Regions from separate parts of the Homo sapiens genome. Here region 1 is linked to region 2. Evidence: chromatin contacts called from ENCODE Hi-C data. All regions are on one chromosome and are shown on one strand. Each heading gives the region's core, a stretch centred on a gene start or an enhancer-like site at or near the end of the contact. The rest is flanking DNA. Distances are from core to core; before and after follow the strand shown.

The links. Hi-C counts contacts between places; a loop is a spot of excess contacts on that map. Pooled maps may share reads with other maps.
Region 1: a pooled map shows a loop between it and region 2 (4-fold over the local background). The contact joins the enhancer-like site here to the promoter of INCENP in region 2. A Hi-C loop is called at or near these places in 4 of 50 pooled maps.

The regions. Positions count from the first base shown.
Region 1 is chr11:62,369,819-62,372,518 of GRCh38, forward strand. All of the region lies in intron 4 of ASRGL1 (asparaginase and isoaspartyl peptidase 1), which reads left to right. It also overlaps the pseudogene RCC2P6. Among named protein-coding and RNA genes, the nearest start is that of ASRGL1, 34 kb to the left of the region's middle. RefSeq lists enhancers at 894-1,416, 1,417-1,939. Within about 2 kb of position 1,378, at least 11 of the 41 ENCODE cell types and tissues checked have a DNase peak (open chromatin) inside an H3K27ac peak, as active enhancers do.
Region 2 is chr11:62,122,605-62,125,304 of GRCh38, forward strand. It overlaps INCENP (inner centromere protein), which reads left to right and starts at 1,407. Exons shown (of 19, transcript NM_001040694.2): 1 at 1,407-1,559. It overlaps LOC124902681 (a long non-coding RNA gene), which reads right to left and starts at 1,107. Exons shown (of 2, transcript XR_007062697.1): 1 at 1,053-1,107. RefSeq lists enhancers at 1,018-1,107, 1,638-1,707, 1,697-2,278.

The DNA of each region.
Region 1 (2,700 bases), core at 128-2,627, 250 kb after region 2:
TGTAATACAAAAGTCCGACGTATTCCAGTCACACTGTAACTGGAAACGATGTTCTAAGCTCATGAGCCTATCTTCCATCCAAATGACAGTTTGTCTAAGATCATTAATTTGATTTGCCAATTTTTTATCAATACCAGATTGTGAATTCCACAATCTTGTAGAATTATTGTGCCAATGGTTAACAAAGTTTACTGTCTGAACAGAAGAGTACAATGCAACTCCTGCCACAGCGGCCGTAGCTGTGACTGCAATTAATCCCATAGTCACTGCAATTAAAGTAAAATTGAATTTTTTGGCTCTATTTAAGATGGCTTTTAGTACTTCAGTCAAAATATGGATGGATGGTGAGGCCTCCCACAGTCGGTCCATGGACACAGGGATCCACACGCCTTCTCTTGCTCTCACTAGCAGAATATGGTGTTGCCAATTAAAAGTCGAATCAATGCAAGTAAACAATCTGCAGTTTTCGCAGGTTATAGTTTGGGAGTCTGGTTTAATAACTATATTTCCTAACACTAGCATATAAGAGGGCTTTACACAACTTTGCAAAGGAACTGTTAGACTGGAATTTAGGTCGATAGTATAAAATGGCTTACGATCTCTTGTTTCTGTAGTTTGATTTCCAGACCAAATTCTAATGCAGTATGAGGCCACAGTAAGCCTCCATAATTCTGGATGTTCAGGACCAGAAACAGGACTTAATATTTCTGGTCTTGGAGTAGAGATTCCTTTTTCTCCCCATTCCCAAGGGTAGAAAGACTGTAATTTTATGTGCTTCTGTTTGTCTAAACTTTCTGTTAAGTCACTATTAACAGCTGGACTCACTTGTGCACTGGGACACAATTGAGTTTGTCCTGTGCAATTGTGGTAGCATTGACCTCAAGGTGCCCAATCTGTAATAGTTCTGAATTCATCATTTTGTAATATCACCGCACTATTGGCCACACATTCTTCCCAAACTAAAACTTCTGTGTCTTTTGATCCTTTGGGAATTTCCGTGGGGCAAGGTTTTCCTTTAGGCCTAAATTTTAATGATCTTTGATAAGGAAAGTCCTGTAAATAATTTACCTGTGGCCTGTGTGACATTCTGTTTACCATGTGATAAGTAAGTCTACTGGTGGTACTGACAGTAGGTACTGCTACCAACCAATTTTGGATTGCAGCATTAAACATCCTGGCGCATTTTTAAGTGTATCTGAGTGGGCTGGAGCCCTCGTCTGGGCCAGGAAAAAAAAAAAAGCCCTCCGATCCGTCTTTTAGTTGCTTCTCTTCCTTTTTTCTCTCTGGTTTCTCATCACTCCAACCAGCCGCAACCATGCCCAGGAAGAAGGCGGCGGTGGCGGCCTGGGAGGAGCTGAGCTCGGGCAACGGCACTGCCCACGCCAGGGCCCAGGAAACGTGGCGGCCCCGCAGCCGGAAGCGCGAGCCTCCCGAGCGCTGCAGTAGCAGCAGTGGTGGCAGCAGCAGCAGCGGCGACGAGGACGGCCTGGAGCTCGACGGGGCCCCCGGCAGGGGCAAGCGCGCGGCGCAGCCTGTGGCAGCAGGCAAGGTGGGCGGTGCGGCTGTGGTGGTCGCCGAACCCGAGCACACCAAGAAGCACGTCAAACTTGAGACGTGCTGTGTTTACTCAAGGTTTAATGGATTTAGGGCTGTGCAGGCTGTGCTTTGTTAAAAAAGCGCTTGAAGGCAGTATGCTTGGTAAAAGTCATCACCATTCTCTAATCTCAAGTACCCAGGGACACAATACACTGCGGAAGGCCACAGGGACTTCCTCACAAAGTGCAAAGGGGAGCTTTTGATTTTGGGGGCAACCAACTGGGACTTGATTGGTCGAAAATAAGTGCCTAAACAAGGCCAGGAGTGGTGGCTCAGGCTTGTAATCCCAGCACTTTGGGAGGCCGAGGCGGGCAGATCACAAGGTCAGGAGATCCAGACCATCCTGGCTAACACGGTGAAACCCCGTCTCTACTAAAAATACAAAAAAAATTAGCCGGGCGTGGTGGCGGGCTCCTGTAGTCCCAGCTAATCAGGAGGCTGAGGCAGGAGAATGGCGTGAACCCGGGAGGCGGAGCTTGCAGTGGGCCGAGATCGCGCCACTGCACTCTAGCCTGGGCAACAGAGCAAGACTCCGTCTCAAAAAAAAAAAAAAAAAAAAAGTTCCTAAACAGGAAGCTGCGTACGGCAATATCCGTCAGAATTTGTGGGGACCCCATAGGTATGGGTGCCTGGCGGGGGTCCGGGTGCGGACAGTGGTCTCTGGCTCCTGTGCTGCACACAGCCTCCTCATCACCACAGAAGGAAAGCTGTGGAGCTGGGGTCGAAATGAGAAGGCGCAGCTGGGACATGGTGACACCAAGAGAGTAGAAGCCCCCAGACTCACCGAGGGTCTCAGCCACGAAGTGATTGTGTGCAGCGTGTGCGCGGAACCACACCTTGGCCTTGACGGAAACGGGCTCCGTGTTTGCGTTTGGGGAAAACAAGATGGGGCAGCTGGGCCTTGGCAACTAGACAGACGCTGTCCCCAGCCCTGTGCAGATAATGTACAACAGCCTGCCAATTACCAAAATGGCCTGTGAGGCTGCAAATCAGTATGATAATGGACTGCAAAGGAAACCTCTATTCCTTTGGGTGCCCTGAATATGGTCAGCTGGGACACAACTCAGATGGGAAGTTCATTGCCCGGGCACAGCAGATAGAGTA
Region 2 (2,700 bases), core at 157-2,656:
GGCCCACTGCAACCTCTGCCTCCCGGGTTCAAGCGATTCTCCTGTCTCAGCCTCCCGAGTCGCTGGGATTACAGGTGCAAGCCACCACGCCCGGCTAATTTTTTTTTGTATTTTAGTAGAGACAGGGTTCCACTGTGTTGCCCAGGCTGGTCTCGAACTCCTGAGCTCAGGCAATCCACCCGCCTCGGCCTCCCAAAGTGCTAGGATTGCAGGCGTGAGCCACCGCGCCCGGCCAGAGATTCTTTTTTTTTTTTTTTTTTTTTTTTGAGACGGAGTCTCGCTCTGTCGCCCAGGCTGGAGTGCAGTGGCGGGATCTCGCCGGCCAGAGATTCTTTATAGGACATATTAGTCCTTGTCTTTCCCCCCCCGCCTCCATATTGGAAAGATGAACTAATTGAAATATGACTTAGTAAAAACATTGTGCCAACTTGAAACCTTGATTTAGTAAAACATCTCAATGTTTAGATCCTTTGTCCAATGGTAGTATTTATCAGATGTATTCAGCTTGCTCAGAAAACCAAAAGGGCATTACAACCACAAAAGCAAAGAAAAATAAGAAAACGTCCCATGTTTGGATCTTGTTCTACTTGTAAAGATTAAATTGAAATGATTAGGCTTTTCGATTCATGAGCCAAATACCGTAACACCCTGGCCTTTGATGGGTTTGGATTTTTAACATTACTCCTGAGATTTCAGGAAGTGGGGTTACAGTTACACTCCTTATAGCTGCTAAGTGTATTAAGTTGAATGTAAGGATGCATAATATTGTTTGAATTGAGCCCCACTACCAATTCTTTAAAAAATGGCATGAATTCCTATACGTAAATGATTTGGTGGAACTATTCCATCATAATTTCTAAATTGTTTATATACCAAGGTAGCCTTAATTTGTATATGTTTCAGTACAATGAAATTTTACTCCCTCTGGGATGCTGTTTGGTTTGTATTTTGAGGAATGTTTTTCTCATGGGAAGAGGAACCTATGACTTCTGTACCTAGATAATTTGTTACATTAAAAAGCTGGTCTTTCAGCAATGTAAGTATATACATACATGTTTTTATGAGGAAAAAAAAGCAGCAGAGATCAGAAGACTGCCACCGTGCTTGGAGAAGAAAGAAAGCCGCGCGTGGCCTTCGCAGTGCTCGCCGGGACTCGTAGTTCCAGGTCTGCGGGCTCCTCCCAGGCGGGGATCTACTTCCTCTCTCGGCCGCGGCCGCAGCACCCGGAAGCTGAGGGGGCTTAAAGTCTTTCGCTTCCTTTCCCCGCCTCTTAGTCCCGCAGATTGCTAGTGGATATGGCCAATAGGAGGGCTGACTGGTACTTCCTGTTATTTGATTGGCTTAAAATTTTGCAACCGCCCGGACAAACTTGCCGAGGATTGGCTGAGCCTTCAGTTTTGAAAATCATAGTTTTCGCCCGCGCTGCGCCGCCTGGTTGCTCCTCCCGTGCGGTGAGTCCCGAAGGCCCGGAGCCAAGTGGGTCTGGGCAAGCGGGGCCTTACCTAGGGATACCACCGGACTTGGATCGGAGCAGCCTTCAGGGGACGTGGCGCAGTCGAGTGAGTGCGCGTGGGCGTGGGGATTGGGGGGTGGTTCGCGATTTTTTCCCCGGTCCTCTGCTCCGTCCCTGTCGACTCCGGACCAGGGTCGTGACTCCCCACCCCAGCCCCTGGCTACCTGGGCATATGAGGGTCACCTCTTCCAAGTGGCGAGGTCGCCTGCCTTGGTTCTCGGGCCCGAGATGCCTCCCACCCTTTCCACCTAGGCCCTCAGCTTCCTAGAGCATAGCCCCGTTCCCTCCGCTCCCGGCTGCTTGGCACCTTGTGCCTGTGAGGATTAGTGTTGACTTGGACGCGCAGGAAGCCCGAAACCAACCCGGTTGTTTGGCGGAATGATGCCAGATGGCATTTCTGTGCAGTTAAACCCCTCTCTCAACGCCCCCGCCCCCAGCTGAGCAGCATTTTAAACTGACCATTTCCGGAGGCTGGGCCGCCCCTTGTCACTCCCCAAGCCTGTTCGCTGTCAGCGGTTCAGTCTCATTCAGCTAACATGGGTTGCTCGCGGGGTTGCCCAGAGCCAAGACTGGGCACCTGCCTTTCAGAAGTTGATATCTAGAAGGCGGTATAGCCAGTGGTTAAGGGCACGGTTTAAAGGCGGTATAGCCCGTGGTTAAGGGCACGGTTCTATTTATGCCCCTGATTTACCGGCTGATTTTGACTTCTCTTTGCCTCAATTTCCTCATCTGCCCATGCGTATCCTCAAGGTTGTGGTGAGAATTAAATGAGATGATGTCTGACTCGGGCATGGAGTATGACTCAGTAAATGGGAGCAGCTGCTATGCGCTTTCTGCACAGAGGTGTGGTAGGCGCCCAACTTACAGCACCCTGAAAAGGACAGGAGTCATAGAGGAGGACGATGGGGCCTTCAGTCTGGTGTATGGTGTGGAAGAAGTGTTGGAGAGGAGGAAGACTGGAGAGTGTCTTCCTCGGTGAGGTGTTGAGTGCTCTTTATCTGTGTGCAGGTGCTTACATGGGTTGAAGAAGAGATTTTTGCTGCTCTTCCAGGAGCCTGATTCTTGGTACACTGATTCCTTCTTTTTCAGGGTCACCTCTGTTTTAACTTACGGTAACCCTTTTTAAATCGTTGCGCTAAGGTCTGCTAGAAGCAAACCTCCCCGTGAAAGAAGTCCAATTGCTTTCA